2 separate regions of the Homo sapiens genome follow, and region 1 is linked to region 2. A link is a loop called in an ENCODE intact Hi-C map of the cell type or tissue named here. Cell type or tissue: HepG2. All regions are shown on one strand. Links, peaks and the distances in the headings refer to the core of each region. The heading gives the core; the rest is flanking DNA. Region 1 holds the start of FBXO9 (F-box protein 9). Region 2 overlaps GCM1 (glial cells missing transcription factor 1).

Evidence for each region. Hi-C counts contacts between places; a loop is a spot of excess contacts. Peaks named below come from ENCODE experiments on the same cell type or tissue, not always from the same donor. Only the 100,000 strongest peaks of a DNase experiment are listed, where the experiment ranks them.
Region 1: a loop joins it to region 2, with 2.9 times the contacts of the local background. A loop is called at or near these places in 2 of 110 quality-filtered maps.

The regions. Positions count from the first base shown.
Region 1 is chr6:53,065,116-53,075,524 of GRCh38, forward strand. It overlaps FBXO9 (F-box protein 9), which reads left to right and starts at 289. Exons shown (of 13, transcript NM_033480.3): 1 at 289-677; 2 at 5,942-6,028; 3 at 8,366-8,524. The coding sequence starts at 675. It overlaps LOC128031835, which reads left to right and starts at 487. Exons shown (of 1, transcript NM_001414736.1): 1 at 487-558. The coding sequence starts at 487. The coding sequence ends at 558. RefSeq lists a silencer at 212-781. In HepG2, for the core only: a CTCF peak has its summit at 5,786; no DNase peak of the experiment used is centred there.
Region 2 is chr6:53,129,021-53,139,429 of GRCh38, forward strand. It overlaps GCM1 (glial cells missing transcription factor 1), which reads right to left. Exons shown (of 6, transcript NM_003643.4): 3 at 5,052-5,304; 4 at 2,987-3,099; 5 at 1,783-1,911. Among named protein-coding and RNA genes, the nearest start is that of GCM1, 15 kb to the right of the region's middle. In HepG2, for the core only: no CTCF peak of the experiment used is centred there; a DNase peak (open chromatin) is centred at 6,001.

The sequences.
Region 1 (10,409 bases), core at 4,613-7,112, 64 kb before region 2:
TGTAGCGACTGTCCCAAGCGTCCAGTTCGATGCTTCTCAGGGCGGCTTGCTTTAAGGGCCCACCCCTAAATTTGGGTTGTAAAAATTTTTGAGGTAATGCTTGTTCAAGTTCGCTTAAGTGTTCACTCAGCCCAACACGCGGGTTGGGCTTGAGGTTCGGCACCCGGGCAGCCTCACCCCCCGCGTCAGGCGCGCGCACACAGTAGGTCCGCGACCCTTAGCCCTCCACTAGGCAGCCCGCGGGGATGGGTGGCCGGGCCGCCCACACGGGCAGCACCGGCACTGCGCATGCTCGGCGCGTCGGCGCAGGTTTCCGCAGCTGAGGGGGCAGCTCCGCGGCGGCGTCCGGGGTCTCCAGTAGGGCTGACGCTCCGGTGCTCGCACAATCCCCCGCCTCGGCTGGCAACGGGCGTCCCTCCACTCCCCGAGTCCCCGGCAGCCGCCGCCACCCCAGCGCGCCCCGATCTGGCCCCCTGCCCCGCGAAGATGGCTGCCGTACGCCGGGCCCGCAGTTATTGCCGCTGCCTGGTGCGCTTCTCCGACCGAGAACTCTGCTAAGCTCCGCTGCAGAGACAGGCAGGAGTAGACACCCGGACACCCAGCACCCCTCCTCCGGGGGGCGGTGCAGAGGGGGCACGGAGAGCCCCTCGAGCGCAGCAGGCCGCCCCGCCAGCATGGTAACCTGGCCAGGGGGCTCGAGGGTGGACGCCGCGGGGCGGGAGCGTGGTGTGCAGAGGGGCCGGGCCTAGGGCTGGGGGTCGGCGGGGACTCTGGGGAGGAGTGGGAGCTTCACGGCTGCCACCCGTTAGAGGGCCCTGGCCTGAGAAGGAGTGCGTCGGGGGGCGGGGGGTGCCAACCCTGGCTTCTCCCCAGGATTCCTTCCTGCTGAGCCTCCCCAACCCCCGCCGAGCTCGATGTGAGGAGGAGGGTTTGCAGGACAGCCGGGGAAAATGTCCCTTCTCGGCTCACTGAGTATATTGAACCAGTCTCGGTCCTCTCAAGGGATTTTATCAGAAGCATTGAGCATAGATTGAGGTAAGCTGTCACAGCGCCTGAATTCGGGAGGGAGCTCTGGCAAGAGGAGACACTTGTTGATTGCTCTTCTGCGGAAAAGCCAGGCCCACCGACAGTCCCTGCCGGCACCTTGAGGAGCCCTGGGTGTAGGACGCATCTGCCCCGCGAGGCGTCATTCCCTGGGAGGATGTTGGCAGGCGGTCCTGGCGGAGTGGGGTTGGAGGGTTCGTCTCCGCGGCGTCGGTGCCGTCCAAATGAGAGACTGAGCTAAGTTGCAGAGCTTGACAGTGCAGATTCCATGAGACTGTTCCATATTGGAATACGTAGTCTCTGCCCTATGCCTTTCTTTGGTTTAGAATAAATTGTTCATCTGAGAAACTAATCTCTGGCTGGGGCTTAAAGAATCAGGGATGCAATAATTCCAAACGATTTAATTTATAGTGGACTCAAATATTTATTGCATAAATGAATGGCTGAATTTATTTTTATTAAATTAATCTGGAGGATAGAAAAGGCAATTGCCCCTGCCCCTAAACTTTCAGAAGTAGTTCTCTGACCGGGATTAAGTACTTAGCCTTTATAATTTATTAATCGCACCTGTGAAACAGGAGTAACATGATGAAGACATGGACTACTCATACACATGAGCTATTCAAGTGAAGGTGATATTTAGGTCAAACTCGATTATGAAAAATAAAAGGAAAACCTCCAGGTGGCATCTGAGGCCCTACTTATTTCAAGTAGTAGTTGAATTGACCAAATGTCAACTCAGCCGATCCCAGATATAATAGTTTGTTTTTGTGATCATACTGTCAAAATCAAAGTAAGAATGGTTTAGAGCTCCACTGTAACACAGGGGAGAAGAAAGATGCTGTCTATATTACACTTCTCCCATTTCCTTTCCTCATCCTTCAGATACACATTATCCAGATGGCATTTTATTTGTCGATTCAGCCAATATTTTTGAGTACCTATTAGCCTGGCATAGTGTGAGACTCTGGTACAATACTAGATCTTCAATATAACCAAACCTGCAAGGTGATTTATGATAAACTTTTAATCACAGAATGTCACATGAAAAGGGACCTCAGTAGATCACCATACCTCTTTATAGATGTCCCATAGACATGACAGCTGAGGCCTAGACAGGCCTTTACTACAAATCAAGCAATGTGTTTGACCTTATGGTTACAGAGGTAACTGAGATGTGTTCCTGTCCTGGATGCCTTAAATCTAGTAAATGAAACAGCCAACCTCAGTACAAATGTTGTGATAAAAGTAAGCACAAGTGTTATGGGAACACAAAAATGTTGAAAAATGCTTCTGACTAAGATGAACCCTGAGCTGAATCTTGAAGAATGAGTAGAAATAGCTAAGTGAGGAAGAAGGCATTCCAGATAGAGCAAGCAGCGTATGCAAGCCAACTGGACAGAGCAGGGGAAGCTCTTGAAGTCAGTTTAGAATGACTGCTAGGCAAGAGTTAGAAAACTAAATTACAAAGGATACCCCACAGAACTCAGGTCCCCTCGCATTACCTGTACTTAGAGTTTGCAATAATAAAGCAGACTCTTGAGAAGAGAGAGAAATACACTTCTCAGTGGGATTTATACGCTCAGTCTTTCATTACATATTTTCCTACTAATGGTGTTCTTAGTAGGAAAAGCTCCCAACTTAAAGAAACTAAAAAATAATGTATTTGACAATACATTAATCCTTAAATTTTCCATTTTTCTAGAAATTCATCTGAGTTCTTGATCTCATTTATTTCTTCACAGATGTGTGCTTTACAGTGTGCCCAGCATTTTACCATATACTAACTGGTTCAAGTCTGAAAGGCACCTCTGCTTTGAGTCTGCTTGCCAGAGATAAGATAGGAGGCAAGGCTAATTTATGTTCTGTAATATAGTGCAAGTATATCTGGTAGCTGTGTTAAAGATGTGTGTTAATATAAACATTACCCTCCCCCCCCTGGCCGCCCTGAAATAACATATGACTAAAATTTGCAATTGTAAAACTTACCATCTTTGGAACCAGTAAAATTAAATGGGTTTTATTATTATCTAGCTTACCTTGAAGGCCATTTCCCTGATTGCCACATTTCTTTACAGTAAGTGTTGAGCAAGTTTCATTTCCTAATAAATCTATTAGCTAACAGACTGAACTGAGGCAACATGCCATTTTCACTGGAAGGTAGGATTTAGTTTAATTTAGCAAACATTTATTGAGAATAAAAGGATAAAATTAAAGTCATCTGATTGAAACCTTTATTAGGCTCCAAGTCACACACAGTAATTCCAGTCTAGCTTTATTCCACTGAAGCCGATCCAATATATAAAAATTGGATTTATAGACAGATAAAATAGAAGGGGTTTCTTTACAAAAGCATTTACTATTAAAAGTCTTTGACTAAGCTTTCCTAGTACATATAAAATACACAGAAGTCATATTTTCATAGAACACATTTAATAACATGCTAGCTGTATAAAAGAAGTGACATCATCTTACGGAATATATATATATATGTGTTTTTTTTTTTTTTTTGAGACAGGGTCTCTCTCTGTCTCCTGGGTTGGAGAGCAGTGGTGCAGTCTCGGCTCACTGCAACCTGCATCTCCCAGGCTCAAGCAATCCTCTCACCTCAGCCTCCCGAGTAGCTGGGGCTACTGTGTACCACCACCCCCTGGTAATTTTTGTATTTTTTGTAGAGACGGGGTCTTGCCATGTTGCCCAGCCTTGTCTCAAACTCCTGGGCTCAAGCAGTCCTTCCACCTCAGCCTTCCAAAGTGTTGGGATTACAGGCATGAGCCACCACACCCTGCCTGGACTGTATTCTCTTAAGTGATCCATGAAGCAAAAACTATCTGCTACAGCCAGGTATGGCTGCACAAGCCTGTAGTCTCAGCTACTCAAGAGGTGGAGCAGAAGGATCTTTGGAGCTCAGGAGTTTGAGGCCATCCTGGGCTGCATAAGGAGACTCTGTCCCAAGAAAGCAATAACTATTTGCTGAACTCCATAGGACAACTAAATGTTACTATTTTCTGAAACAAAGTTGTTATTTTTAGCCACCTAACAATACATTTTAACCTAGAACCCAGTGGATTTGTTTATTCTACAGTATCAAAAAAAATTCAAGTATCAAGTTATATCTGATTGGTATCATTAAACTTACCTGTGAAGAAGATAACTATAAAGAAGCAATGTTGTATTTCATTAACATGAAACATTAGAGTATTTTCTGTTTTGGGACTTGTAGAAGTTTATGGACACTAAAATTATTTGGGCTTTTTGCCTTAGACTCAATTATGTTTGGAACATCTGTCACAGCACCTTGTCAACTGCATTCTAGAACATTTCTCCTCCTGATGGAAAATACAACATGACCTATGAGGCAGTCTTGCAAAAGAAAAAAGAAATAGCAGAATCTAATCTAGCCTTTCAAGATCCTGCCACAATTTATAGGAAATAAGAGTAAGAGGTCAAAGGAACATATTTATTGACACCTCAGCAAAATCTAGCTTCTACAGAAAAACGACCCAGTTTCATCCCAAATAAATTACAAGAAAAAAGAGTGAGGATTACAAAAGACTTGAGACATATCAAGCAATTACAATGTGGACTTTATTTGAATCTTGATTTCACAAACTGTGAAATATATGTATTTTACATATGACATCTTGAGAAATATGAATACTGTGACTTGATATTTGATCTAAGGAATTACATTGATAATTATTGAAGTTGGGTCATGAGTACTTAGGGATTAATTCTCTTTAAGTGTTTTTCTCATAAAAAGTTTTAAAGTCTTGTAGAACTAAAAAAATACCAAAGATGTTCTAATTTTATTTCATTTTTTTCTAAGAAGAATAATATTTTTCTTTTCTTTTTTCCTTTTTTTTTTTTTTTTTTTTTTTATGATGGGGTCTCTGTCATCCAGGCTGGAGTGCAATGGTGCAGTCTCGGCTCACTGCAACCTCCATCTCTCAGGCTCAAGCAACCCTCCCACCTCAGCCTCCCAATTAGCTGGGACCACAGGCGTGTACCACCACGCCTGGCTGATTTTTTGTATTTTTAGTAGAGATGGGGTTTCACTATGTTGGCTAGGCTGGTCTTGAACTCCTGACCTCAAGTGATGCTCCTGCCTCAGCCTCACAAAGTGTGGGGATTACAGGTGTGAGCCACCGCACCTGGCCAGAAAAAGAGAAAATAATTTTTATTATAGATTATCAGTAGTTATGTATATTAATGAAGAATTTGGCTTCATTTACCTAATTAGATTAATCATAAATCATTTATGAATAGTAATAGACTTGAATTGTTACTTTATATTACACAGTTGGCCCTCTGTACCTGCAGGTTCTGCATCCTGGGATTCAACTGTGGATCAAAAATATTTGGGGGAAAAAAAGCAATACAACAATAAAAAATAATACAAATTAGGAAAAATATACTACAAGAACTATTTACATGGCATTTACATTATAAGTAACCTAGAGATGACTTAAAGTATATGAGAAGATGTGCATAGGTTATATGCAAATATGCCATATGAGGGACTGGAAAACCCAGGGATTTTGGTGTCCTGGGGGCTCCTGGAACTAATCACCTGTGGATACTGAGGGACAACTGTAATTAAATTGATTTTTGGATGGATGCAACTGATGTTAAATTTGGCGGGGGGGAAATGTTAGGATTCACAATAACGTGAGTACTGTGGGTTGGAGTAGAGAATATGCTTTTCAGACTCATTTTCCTTTGGAAATTAATAGTAAGGTCTCAAGTGCCCCCTACAGCCTTGCTACTCAAAGTGGGTTCCACAAAGTGTTGACAGTATGGTACTAAATAGAAAGTGGCTGAATGAGAAATGTAGATTGCAGAGGGCAACTGGTGTGTTTATATGCCTGACATTATTTGGGTTTTCCCCCCTCAGGCAGAAGCTGAGGAAGATTGTCATTCTGATACTGTCAGAGCAGATGATGATGAAGAAAATGAAAGTCCTGCTGAAACAGATCTGCAGGCATGTTTCTTCAATTGTGTCTTTGATTTTTATTCCATTGTTCCCATACATATGCAGAAATTGATCATAATCATGGGTATTTGTAGGTTATTACTGTTTGCATGGAATTTAACTGTTTCCATACTGGTTTATAGAATACTTAAAACTATGTTATGGCTTTCTTTGTGAAAAGAAATATCAATAATGGTTGCTTGTAGTTTAACATGGGTTTAAAGTATTCAAACTAAGGCTTACGCATGACTCAAAACCCATAATCTTAAAAAGATTGATGGGTTTGACCACCTAAAAGTTTAAAACCTGTGTATAAGAAAAGGCATCATAAATAAAGTTAAGAGAAATAGCCAGCTGGAAAAACTGTTTATTATATATGGGCAGAGGATTCATCTCATTACATAGAGCACTCATATATTTGGAAGAACAGAGGATAAAAAGATATGAGTGGACTGTTAATGGCAAAATAATACAAATGGCCATTAAATATTTGAAGAGATAATTAGCCTCATTAATAATTTAATCAGATTGGTGAATAATGTGCATCGCTGTCCAAGCTGTGAGAACACTCATGCAGTGTACATGAAAATGTAAATTGGTACAGCTTTCTGGAGGGCAGACTGGTGATATGGATCAAAATGAAAAACATGCATTCCCTTGATACAGCAATTCTACTTCCAGGAAATTAATTTTAAGGAAATAGTGGGGAAAGTAAATATGCAACTATAAAGATGTTTAGTATAGCATTGTTTATCTGGAAAAACATCATACAACTTAAATATTCATTACCTGTTATTAAGTAATGATGCATCCATACAGTGAAAACACTACAGCCATTTAAAAGGATGAAGTAAATCTTTATACATTAAAAGAGAAAAAAAGTTGCTGTAACTAGTTAAGTGTGTCTCACTGCACTTGTAAGGTTAATAATAATTATTTGGAACAGCTCATCTAGTAGACATTGAATGCTGCTAAAGATTCTGCAGGTCAGAGATCTATGTGTAACAGGTTAAAAGCGTAGCAACAAAGCAGTGTACAGAATATAGAGAAAAATTAATTTAAAACATTCTAGATACGTCTTTTTTTAAAAAAAAAAAAGGAAGCCAGGAATAACATATGCATCCCTGTTAGCAATGGCTGCCTTTGGGCAGAACGTGTAACCCAGTTTGGGTTCCCCAGGAAGCAGACTAGGTGAAGATTGCTGTGCAGGAAGTTTATTAAGGAGTATTCTTGGGATCAACACCTATGGAAGGGAGAGAGGGAAACAAATGGGCAGGGAGAAGACCAGCTGCAATGCAGTCTTAATGGACTGCTTAGCCATCCTCGAGGGAGTTCTGAAGATGAAATACCCTTTCAGAGATGACCTGAGTTGCAAAGAGCCAAGACTTTATTAGCCGTTGATCAGTCATTGGGTGGGGATTGAGAGGACAGTGTGATTTTGCTGAGGCAATACCCAAAAGGGCTGACAACTCAAGTGTTTTCAGATAGAACTCTCAGCAGTTTGGGTAACAAGTTCTTTATTTCTGAAAGGGAATCTGGGCAACACACCAGAGTCTACCTTATAGGGTTCACTTTTTATGTGCTTTTAATTTTTTTTTTTTTTGAGATGGAGTCTCGCTCCATTGCCCAGGCTGGAGTGCAGTAGCACGATCTCTGCTGACTGCCAACCTCTGCCACCCGAGTTCAAGCAATTCTCATGGCTCAGCCTCCCAAGTAGCTGGGATTACAGGTGCCCGCCACCACACCTGGCTAATTTGTTTGTATTTTTAGTAGAGACAGGGTTTCACCATGTTGGCCGGGCTGTTCTCGAACTCCTGACCTCAGGTGATCCGTCTGCCTCGGCCTCCCAAAGTGCTGGGATTATAGGCATGAGCCTCTGTGCCTGGCCTTTACATTTTTGAAATAACAAATATTTGAAAAAACATTTTCTTTTTGAAATACAGAATGTTAATAGATTTTGGGCTTACCTACAGAATTTTTGGCAGCATTCTTAATGTCTACTAGATGATATAGTCATTAAAAAATTATTGGAAGCTTATAACTTCAGTCTGTAAGTGATGGCTTATATTTTCAATTCTAATTAAAATTTGGTTTTCCAATATAATTTGACTTTTGGTGTACTGACATGTATTTTATGCTAATTTTCTTGATTCTTTAAGTTTTGAGCAGAAAATTATTTTAAAAGATGTATTTAATGGATATTTAATAATTCAGAAGACAGTGATTTCTGGACTTAGAGTAATAAGTATATACGTGGAAGTAGATAGATGTTGGACATATTGATACATTGTTCCAGAGTTGAGCTACCCTTCCTTGATGAGTCCTAAAATGCTGTTCTCCCCATAGGCACAACTCCAGATGTTCCGAGCTCAGTGGATGTTTGAACTTGCTCCAGGTGTAAGCTCTAGCAATTTAGAAAATCGACCTTGCAGAGCAGCAAGAGGCTCTCTCCAGAAAACATCGGCAGATACCAAAGGAAAACAAGAACAGGCAAAAGAAGAAAAGTTAAGTATTATAGATATTGTAACAAATTACATTTTTTTTTTTTTGGCACATGGAAATTTTCACTGACACAGTAAGTAGGCATTATAACCAGACTTTCGGGACATAAACACATATCTTGTAAAATAAAAATTTTGACTAGTATACTAGTTTATATATTTCTCACAATTTCTTCTAGGTACTTTGGATGGTACCACTACTCCTGCATGGCTTTTTTCTCTGTGGGTACACTGTCTTCATTGAGCTGTCTTTTGTTAATTTATAGACCTCTGGGATTCATGTGGTTCCTAAAAGATTGGTGTCTCTGAATTTATTAACAGAACCAAAAAGAAAAAACAGAATTTTCTAAATTTATTAATAGAACCAAAAAGATTGCTCACATGTTAATGTCTTTCCAGAGGTCTTAATTTCATGCAGTATTTTGTTATATTTTGAATTGATCAGCTTACAATAATGCATTAATCATTTCCTTATTCTGGAAAATTTTGAAATATTTTCACACTGAAAATATTTTGAATGCTGTCTAACATTCATATCTCTTCTGGTACTTACTCACACAGAGTAGGCACAGCATACCATTTCATTTCTTATTCTTCTTCCATAGAGGCTGCCATCTTTTTACCATCAGATCCAAGTTTGTGTTTATAATTAGTCATCAAATAATTGGCATTACCATGATGACTTACCTTCTATCTCCTCTTAATTTTTATTTTGAAATAATTACAGGTCCACAGGTATAGGGAAGTCCTGTGTGCCCTTTAACCTCCTCCGATGGTAACAACTTGCATAACTATAGTACAATATCAAAAACGAGGAAATAGACATTGGAACAATCCACAGTTTACTTGGATTTCCTGAGTTTACAAGCACTTGTCTGTGTGTATGTGTATAAATAGTTGTTTGCAGTTTTATTACAAGGTAGCTTCATGTAACCACCACCACAATCAAGATACAGAACTGTTTTATAGTTATATACTCCCTTTCCCTAGCCATTCGTAACCACTGGCAACCACTAGTCTGTTCTCCATTTTGTAATTTTGATATTCCAAGAATGTTGTATAAGTGGAATCATCCAGTATGTAACCTTTTGAGATTGGCTTTTTTCACTAAGTATAATTCCCTCAAGATCAGTCCAAGTTACTATGTATCAGTAGTTTGTTCCTTTTTATTGCAGAATAGTATTGCATGGTATGGATGTACCCCAGTTTAACCATTTATTGGTTGAAGGACATTTGAGTTGTTTCCAATATTTGGCTGTTATGAATGGAGCTATGGAAATATGTGTGTAGGTTTTCTCATGAACATAATTTTCACTTCTCTGGGATGAAACCCCAAGAGTACAATTGCTAAGTTCTATAGTAAGTACATGTTTGATTTTAAAAGAAACTGCCAAAGTGTTTTCTAGAGTATCTTATATTAAGTTCCCACCAGCAATGTATGAGTGATCCAGTTCATCCTCATCAGCATTTAGTGTTGCTACTTTTTAATTTAATTTAATTAATTTATTTATTTATTTTAAGACAGAGTCTCACTTTGTCGCCCAGGCTGGAGTGCAGTGGTGTGATTCCAGCTCACTGCAACCTCTGCCTCCCGGGTTCAAGCGATTCTCGTGCCTTGGCCTCCCAAATAGCTGGGATTACAGGCCCCGTCAGTAACGCTGGGCTAATTTTTGTATTTTTACAAATTTGTATTTTGTATCTAGAATGCAAAAAGAACTTCCAAAACACAATATTAAAAATATTAGCAATCTAGCTGGGTGCGGTGGCTCACTTCTGTAATCCCAGCACTTTGGGAGCCTGGGGTTTCACCATGTTGGTCAGGCTTGTCTCGAACTCCTGACCTCAAGCAGTCTACCTGCTTCAGCCTCCCAAAGTGCTGGGATTACAGG
Region 2 (10,409 bases), core at 5,057-7,556:
ACTCTGTACAAATAAGAGCTCCATCAGATTTTCCTCATTCCTTACACATTAATACTTGACGCACAAACACATGCAGCGGCTTGACCACAACCACGAAACACTTGAAAAAAGCAAAGGCTGCCTCTGTTTCCATGTTAAAGCTTGCTAACCAGTAAGAGCCAAATTTCCCTACATTCAGTAGAGACATGAGTGTGTTTAAGATGTTTCACACTCAAACACAAATCTGATATCCTAATTGCTTTTTATTTATTCTTTTTTTTTTTTTTTTGAGATGGAGTCTCGCTCTGTTGCCCAGCCAGGCTGGAGCGCAGTGGCACGATCTTGGCTCACTGCAACCTCTGCCTCCCGGGTTCAAGCAATTCTCATGTCTCAGCCTCTCAATAGCTGGGATTACAGGCGCCTGCCACCACGCCCAGCTAATTTTTGTATTTTCAGTAGAGATGGGGTTTTGCCATGTTGGCCAGGCTGGTCTCGAACTCCTGACCTCAAGTGACCCACCTGCCTTGGCCTCCCAAAGTGCTGGGATTAGAGGCATAAGCCACAGTGCCTGGCCTCTAATTGCCTTTTTGAGAAACTTATAAGGAACTATTTACAAAATATCAAAGTATAACTTCAAAGATTTATATTATACTCAGCACAACTCCCAGGGTCTCTGTCTCTCAACATTTCCTCCCTTGACTATTCTATTTCTTAGTGCTGGTTGGAGTGTGAGAGACCATGGTTGCTATTGTTTTTTAGTTTTTCCTTTCCTCAAGAGATTTTTCTTTGAATTCGTGGGAATTTTGTTGAACCATAAATCAGACCTCTAGAACACGAGTGGTACATTCATTTATTTTTCTAAATGGAGGAGGTATATTGTTCTTTAGTTAATCGTTAAAAAAAGGATCTGGTTGAGAATTAAGTTATGCTCTTGTTTAGGTAAAACTACTAGCTGTTAAGGGGATACTTTTAGGGGGTAGAGAAAAAGGGCTGTGACCAGGTAGATTGGATGAGAGACTGAAATGCCACTTGACTTGTCCCATGGCTGGGAGAAAGGATGAGGAAATAGCCATTTGGGTTTGGGGGGCTTGCATTTCCCTACAACAGATCCACATTACAATTTTTTTAAATAAAGTACATTTACAGCCTCTAGGGATGGACCAGTTCCATCTCTGTTCTCCCAAAAAGAAATGTGCACCTTTGAACAGTAGAAAAAGTATAGGAACTACTATCAATATTAAACAGACAAATGCAAAAAAACCTATGATCTGCTGCCCATAAAGCAGTGGACTTCACATCACAGTTTGTCTATAGGGAGTAGCCTCCACTCCACTATTGCCACCCTGGGACAGCTATCATTTTCGGAAACTGCTTGCTTATTTCATCTTGGTAGAGTGTGCTAAGAAAACAATCTGTTTGGGGACGTATGGAAATTCAGGAGGGCGGGGAGGGGGCAGGCGGTGAAATGCATAAGGCTACTATTTTGTGGAGATTGTTTCAATTGTTTTTGGTTCTTGCCAAATATAAGTTAAGTGCTAATTCAAGTTTCTCTTTGTAATTGTAGTAGGGAAGATGATTCTCCAATTACATGGACTTTATGGTTCCCAGCATGCTACAAAGATGGTAGAAAGTAAGAGTAAAGCCTCAGATTTAATTTCTTTAGCAGATGCTTGTTTGTAGATGAGCCTGATAATCCATGATTTCTGGCTTTCCTGCGTCAGCAAGGGACCCAGGAAATCTACCGCCCCCAGCACAGGCGTGGCAAGCTACTGCATGTATTGAACATACATAATGAAGGATTACCCTGGTCTCTGTGCTCCCCTTCAGGCTCAATGAGACGGAGGAAGGTGCTGTGTTCACTTTCTTCATGGCTCTTCTTGCCTCAGCTTCTAACTTGGTTTCTGGTTTTGGATGATCATGCTCTCCCTTTGACTTAAATGAGACAAGGAAGTAGAAAGGAAATGATATAACACTAACTAGACTGTGTTTCATGGTGTATCAGTTTTTATTTACTGTGTGTCCTGCCCCGGGGGTGGTGTTGCAGTTGCCTATGGTAACCAGACTGGATGAACCTCTGAAGGCGCTCCCAAGCCCACCATGCTCCTGCCTGCCTGCCTCTCACCCACCCAGCAAAGCCATAATCACAGTGCTAAGTAACACTTACTAAATGCTTCCTGTGGTATGTGCCAGACACAAATAAACACCCTGTGTGCCTTATATCTCATTTCATCTTCAGCACAACCATTGAGGTACACACCATTATTATCACCCCCAGTTTACAGAACAGGAAACTGAGGCATGGAGTGATTACGCCAGCTGGGTAACCTCCTCTAGAAGTGAGGGACCTAGGATTCCCCTACCTGGAGCTGGCCAAAGCTGAGAGTCAATAGTTAAACATTCAGGAATTTTGTAGGCTGATTGTTAAAAATGACTGCTGGCTTGAAATCAGCCACGGTGAGAATATTTCCATTACAGAAGTTGGCAAATGCTACAAATCAGGACATTTTCTTTTTGGAGAGCTGGTTTACCAGCATCCCACTAATTCAAACCCAGGCAGTCTGAGTCAGGGTCCATTCTTCACCACTGTTGGTGCCACTGCCCCATTAGTACTCTTACACATTCTACAGAAAACTGGGACGTGGAAGAGGAAAATCACCTGCTCAGGTTTAAAGACCGAGTAAAAAGTCAGAGCTGGTGTTCAAACTCAGATTTGCTGAAGGCTACCAGCAGCATGCAGCATGCGGCATGCTTAGAAGCACTGTGCTAACCTCAGTGTGACTAGATTAGCTGCCACTTCTCCTGAGAAGTAGAAGCAGAGACAGGCAGCTCCCCTTCTAGAGCTCCCCAGCACTTCAAACATCTATTAGAAGTGCAGGGGACAGATACTTGCTCTCTTAGAGTGTGAGCCCTCGGGGATGGTGCAGGATCTCATTCACAGGTGCATTTCTAGCCTCTGGTGAAACTCCTCAGTAATGAAACTCTCACGTAACTAACTCAAAAATCCAACCTGGAAAAATATAAAGCGTCCGTCGTGCCTCCAGAAGTTGGTGACCGGGAAGCCCCCATGACCTCGGCAAGGGATGAGCTTCAGAGGCCCGTCACAGTTGGGACAGCGTTTCCCTACAAAAGAGCAGAGGAAAATGACCACACCTGGCTGAACCATGTCGGTTGTTGACTCCTGTGCAGTCTTGAAGATTTTAGCCCTGACTCAAGGACGGCAGAGTATAAATCTGGGCAGAGTTTCATGGGCTGAAATCCACTAGATATTACCCCTGACCCTCAGAAGCCTGGCCACTAAAATGGCCCACATGGGTCTCACACATGGATAGGGGAAGTGGTTGCCTACCAAGTAGGATATTTCACAGGTCAAGGCAGAGCTCTTCTGAGCAGAAAACCCCTCCCTACTTATTTAGTGATATTTGAAATTCTGACCAGGCACAGTGGCTCACACCCATAATCCCAGCACTTTGGGAGGCCAAGGCAGGCGGATCCACTTGAGGCCAGAAGCTCGAGACTAGCCTGGCCAATATGGTGAAATCCCATCTCTACTAAAAATACAAAAATTAGCTGGGCGTGGTGGTGCACACCTGTAGTCCCAGCTACTAGGGAGGCTGAGGCAGGAGAATCGCTTGAACCTGGGAGGTGGAGGTTGCAGTGAGCCGAGATGGCACCAATGCATGCCAGCTTGGGTGACAGAGTGAAAGTCTGTCTCAAAAATAAAAAAGAGAAGTTCTTTCACTTCACAATTAGAACTAAGGGTCAAGGGGCCAAGCTACATGGGAGAGTGAATGCAGCTACTACATTTTCACAGAGGTGTAAATGACTGATACCAGGTCCTGACCTAAGAGCAAGTTTTTAAAACAAACTACTGGGAAAAATATAAAGTAACTTGAGGTTTGAAGTGGGCAATGTACAGGGCATGCTGAATGTATCTATTTCATAATCCAGTGAATGTGTTTTAGAAAATGAACAAATATCTCAGCACGTGATTATGATGTGAACCTAAATGAATGGAATTGAGTCTAACCTTTCACAGCTGCCACTCCACATTAATGCACACATTGAGATCACTTAGGGACCCACAAGAAGTCCAGTGGCAAGTCCAATAAACTACTTTCTTCTAAATTTTACATGGGTCATTGATGAATTAACATTAACCCCTGAAGGGATACATTTTTCCTTTTATTTTTGGATGGAGTCTGTCACCCAGGCTGGAGTGCAGTGGCACAACATTGGCCCACTGCAACCTCCACCTTCTGGGTTCGAGTGATTCTCCTGCCTCAGCCTCCCGAGTAGCTGGGATTACAGGCACACACCACCACACCCGGCAAATGTGTGTGTGTGTGTGTGTGTGTGTGTGTTTGTGTGTTTTAGTAGAGATGGGTCTTCACCATATTGGGCAGGCTGGTCTTGAACTCCTGACCTCAGGTGATCTGCCTACCTCAGCCTCCCAAAGTGCTGGGATTGTAGGCATGAGCCACAGTGCCCGGCCATTTTTCCTTTCTTTTTGGAGATAGGATCTCACTCTATTGTGCGGCCTGGAGTGCAGTGGCTCCATTATGGCTCACTGCAGCCTTGACTTTCCAGGCTGAAGCAATCCTTCTGCCTCAGCCTCTGGAGTAGCTGTGACCACAGGCATATGCAACCACACCCGACTAATTTTTAAATTTTTTTGTAGGGGTTGGGGTCTTCTTATGTTGCCCCGGCTGGTCTGGAACACCTGGCCTCAATTTATCCTCTCATCTTGGCCTCCCAAAGTGCTGAGATTACAGGTGTGAGCCACCACACCTGCCATCTTCCCTTTAACAGGAGCCTTCAGTCCAGTGCCTTAACCCAAGGAGGCATTTTTGATGGTGGGTGCTCTGGGTATGGCAGATATGTGGGGTCCTTGCTGGAGCACAAGGGATCTGGTTGGTTCCGCTCCATATGCTCCATGTCAGAACAGCCTTGGCTGCCACTACACTCCAGGGTGATGGTTTTGCCCTTGGGCGGTGCTGGGACACAGTGACCCATCTGGCAGGGGCATCTGAGGGATGCCAGCTTTTTTGCTGGTGCCACTAAGCTCTACTCACGCTGCTGCTTCTGCCGGGCCTTGTCACAGATGGCAGGTCTCAGGTAGATCTTGCGCCCCTCCTCTGCGAGACAGTCGCGGCCGCACACCACCACACCCAGGCAGGACTTCTTGAGGATGCGGGAGTTGTGGTTGTTGGTATTGCGCATGGCCCAGCTGCTCAGGTGCCGCTGCGCATTCTTGTCCTCCGAGCTGTAGATGTGTTTGGCATAGGAATCTGGCCACTCCTGGAACCAGTCGGTTTTTTTCACGTTCTGATAGAAACACAAAAGATACGACTATACTTTAAGCTAGAAAACACAGCTGTCACCCACTGTGGAGTGAGTAGATAGGAAGGATGTTTTGGCATTCAGGAGCTGGGCAAGAGACCTTTGGCAAAAGCCTCCCTACATTTAATTCTGACAGTGGGATCAGCGAGCCCAGCACAACAGTGGCAACTGAGTGCTGTGTCTGTCAGGCATTCAGCCGCTGGACCAAAATAAATGATAGCCCCTGTGAGTTCCATCTGATTGACACTTCCCTAGCCCTCAGTGACACAAGAAATGACCATTTCTCAGTAGGAATTTTTGAAGGTTAAGTAATGCTATGCTCTTACACAATAACTATAGAAAACAGGGCCCAGTGTGGTAGGGTGTGCCTGCAGTCCTAGCAACTCAGGAGGCTGAGGTGGGAGGATGGCTTGAGGCCAGGGGTTCAAGACCAGCCTGGGCAACACAGCAAGACCCCTTCTCTAAAAACTCAAAATAAACTGTGGAAAACATTGTGGCGGGATAGTGAGATAATGTCTCGTACCACTCTGTGGTTATCTTACTGGGAGTCACACAGGTTTATGCAATGTCGCCAGAGATAAGCAGTGGGAGGGATGAAAAGCCCTGGTTCAGAGAGATCAAAGAGCCACTTTCTTCCCCAGAGATTTTCTTCCTTTATCTTTAACCCTACGTTCACGTGCCTCAAACATGACAAGGGAGTAAGAAAGAGCTTGTTTTGACTGAAAGCGTCTCTGTTATTGCCCAGGATTGGCGCTATGCCCTGTGTATGAACATTTGACTAAACTCTCCTTTAAAACATCACAGACAAGGAGAGTTGTCATTCAACGGACAAAGTTTCCATTTGCAAGATGAAAAGGTTCTAGAGCTCCTTTGCACAACAGTGTACATATAGTTACCACGACTGTACTATGCACTTAAACATGGTTAAGATGGTAAATTTTAAGTTGTGTTTTTGACCAAAATAAAATAATAATTAAAGAAAGGCCAGGGACACCAGACACTCAGTCCTTATAGCATACATTATTTTGCTCTCTGTGCCTCTGTTTCTTCATCTGTAATGTAGGGATAATGAGACCTGCCTACCTGAAGAGTTGTTCTGAAGATTAAATATGATTATATATATTAAATACTTAGCACAGCACCTAGCATGCTGTAAGCTCTAAATAATTGTTAGTCACTGATGCTGTGGCTCATATTCCTAGGCCCTACATTGGTGCACAGATGCTGCATTTGACAGACCCTTCCTTGTTCTTAGAATGAGAAACAGCAAGCAGTGTCAGCACTCAAACTTAGGCTGTGCCCATGCCCTACGGCTTTCAGAGACTTAGCATGGTGTAAGAACATTTTTCATCTAGACGGTTCTAGAAGGTGAAAATAGAAGATTCTAGAAGGTCCAGAAGAAAAGACTAGGCTGCTTCTTCTTTGCTTTCCCAACCAGAAAGCACAGCCCACAACATAAAAAAAAGACAAATTTTAGAAGAAAAAAGTAAATGTCAGTGTCAGGATTGACGGGCATTTACTGAGTTAGAATTCAAATTTAGAACGTGCCAAAGAACTTTGTAACTTGAGACTCTGGGCAAGTAACTTTGTCTTTAAAGCCTGTTTTGCTCTTCTCTAAAACTGAAACATTGATTAAAACTGCCTCACAAAAGTGCTGTGAAGAGCAGATGTGTTGTAAACTATAGATTCCATATAACGATACTTGTTGAATGGAATGTCATGGGGCCTGAGGTGGTCTGAGGAAATATAAATGAGAGGTTTTAGGTACATGCAGGGTAGTACTGTTTAGTGGTTAAGAGCTGCAGTGTGCAAACTAGGGCCCATGGGCCAAATCCTGCCCATTGCCTGCTTTTGTAAATAAAGTTTTATAGGAACACATCTATGTTCATTAACTGAAGTGTTGTCTATGGATGTTTTTACACCACCGCAGCAGAGACTGTATGGCCCACAAAGACTACAATATTTACTATCTGACTCTTCACAAACAGTCTGAGATTGCTGGCTGTAAGCTTGGACTCTGGAGGTACACTGTCTTTCTGGATATGAGTCTTAATGACATTCTTTTCTTCTCAGTGCCTCTGTTTCCTGCTCTGTAAAATGGGGTAACAGGAGTACCCCACAGGGAGGTTTTGAGGACTTACTAAATTAACATACACAATGCACTTAAAATAGTGCCTCACACGCAGCAGGTTCCACCTCAATGTTAACTGTTATTCTACCAGATCTGGAACTGCCCTCAGCCAGTCAATGTGGTTGTAAGAGTCACTGGCTTTTGGGAGAGAGAAGACCCAGTAGAGGTCACTTCATGCTTCATACCTTGCCAAGCCAAATGCAAGATAAGAGTCCAAGTCCCAGCTGGGTGCAGTGGCTCACACCTGTAATCCCAGCACGTTGGGAGGCTGAGGCAGGTGGATCACCTGAGGTCAGGAGTTCGAGACCAGCCTGCCCAACATGGCAAAACCCCGTCTCTACTAAAAATACAAAAAATTAGCCAGGTGTGGTGGCGGGCACCAGTAATCCTTGCTTCTTGGGAGGCCGAGACAGGAGAATCTCTTGAACCTGGGAGGTGGAGGTTGCAGTGAGCCAAGATCATGCCACTGCACTCCAGCCTGGGCGACAAGAGTGAAACTCTGTTTCAATAAAAAAAAAAAGAAAAAAGAGTCCAAGTCCCTATAAAATAAAAGCTTAATTGGTGCACCTCTTGTTCCACAACCTTCCTTCTCAGGGCATGACAGTGGCTAGCCCTTTGTGTGCTATGCTGTAACTACTGTGGTTTGGGAAGGGGGAAGGGTATAAATAATAGGAGGGTGGCATCTGGAAAAGTTCCCTGTGGTCCATCAGGCAGCTGCAGCAGAGATTCCCGGATGGCCAGGCCAGGATGCTGGTTGGACCATTTGCTTTTTCCAGACTGTCCCTCTCCTCCCCAATTCTCTGGTAATTTTGGGCTTGCTGAGACTCAATGCCCGGGGTGAGAGAAGCTCCCCAGGCAGCATGCCTCCTGCTCTCTCCACCCACCTTCTCTTCCCTTCCTTCCTTCCTTCTTCTGGCCCAAAGCTGCAAACAATGATGTCTTGTTTTCTGTCACAGAAATGCCATAGAAAGCATAATAGAGTATTTTATCTTTTGAAATAATAATGTAGGTTAAAACATTAAAATGTCTACTTTTGGCCAGGAATAGCGGCTCACACCTGTAATCCCAGCACTTTGGGAGGCCAAGGCTGGAGGATTGCTTGAGTCCAGGAGTTCAAGACCAGCCTGGGCAACACAGTGAGACCACGTCTCTACTAAAAAAACAAAACAAAACAAAATTTGAGTGTACTTTCCTCTAATATTGGACTGTAAAAAACTACTGGTGCACTTGAATTATTCCAGTATAAAACACAGTTGTCAGGATAGCAGAGATGAGGGCAAGGTAGACTTAGAGGAAAGCTGAGATTTTCATGCTTTAAAGGTGAGTGGCCACTTTAGGCTGGTCAGAGCCATAGATCCCATGAACCAGAAGGAGCGGAATGTATTTGTGAGAACATCTCAGATGTTCTGATTAAAGCAAAGACTCCTTGCCTGTAGAGGAAGAGATGATCTTTATCATCCTTTAAGCTTTTTTCTGACAGTCCCTCCACTGGTACCTTAGTTTTCCAGTTCTATTAATAATGCAGTAATGGCCAGGTGCAGTGGCTCACCCCTGTAATCCCAGCACTTTGGGAGGCCAAGGTGGGTGGATCACTTGAAGCCAGGAGTTCAAGACCAGACTGGCTAACATGGCGAAACCCCATCTCTATCAAAAATACAAAAATTAGCCAGGCATGGTGGCACATGCCTGTTATCCCAGTTACTCAGGAGGCTGAGGCAAAAGAATCGCTTGAACCTGGGAGGCAGAGATTGCAGTGAGCCGAGATCATGCCGCTGCACTCCAGCTTGGGTGACAGAGTGCTTTGTCTCAAAAAAAAAAAAAAAAAAAAAGCAGTAATAATTTGGACAACGTATGGACTGAGAACATTACTAGGAGTAAATATACTCACATCAAGCTAGTCTCTGGGCCATTTATTCATGCCTAGTCTTTGACCTGGACATTTAGTAGGGTCTTTGATGTCTTTTTACACTGAAATTAAGAGAAAACCCAGATCTCAATAATGCAGAGGAACCCAAGTGTCAGATGGATGACTGTGATTTCTGAAACCTGTTAAACCAAGACCTCAGAGAAGTAAAATTTAATAAGAAACAATAATCATTTCTTCATCATGTTTAGCGAATCCCCACAAAATACTTTCTTCTTTTTAGATCCTTTGTTTGTTTTAATTTCTAACTTTTCATGAGTAACTCTTTGTTTTTCCTCTTAGTTAAGAAGTTTATAATTGAAAGGGAATATTTCTGAGGTTTCCAACATGTAGACCTAGCTAATTTGTATTTGATTATCTCCTGGGTAACATCACTGGGGGGTTAACTGATATTTCTATGACTTCTGGGTATAATTTTTTACTAACAGATTTAATCCTCTAACTCAATCAAAATTTTTGTAGCTCTATGCACTTCTAGAACACCCTTCATACTCACCTCATTCTAACTTATTCAACTACTTGAAGTTTTCAGAGGTTATCTGAAGAAATGAAGTATGTATTGTTATATAAAACTAATCAATTAAAATACAAATTCTGAAATAAAGTATCAAAAATATCTACATTATCATATGATCATATTATGAAATTGATTTTCTTTTGGAATATAGTCTGCTCTTGCATAAAGTAAATATCTTCCAGGTTTTCATTAATTATATAAATAGCTTATTCATTACTTATAAATAAATATTTCTAAATAGAACAGGAATATCAAACAAACATACTTTAAAGCAAATTATATAGAGGTACAAAAATCAGATATTATGGAAAACAGGAAAAAAAACCTTCAACCAATGTTTTGATTTACATACAACTTTTCAGGAACTTATCTCTTCTGGGCCAACTGGAAATAAAACTCCAAGTGTTACCAAGGAAAAAAATTGAATTCAACAAAATGCTTTTGTGTTTGTTCAAGAATTACTCCTTAGGGCAGGCATGGTGGGGAATGTCTGTAATCCCAGCTACCCAGTAGGCTAA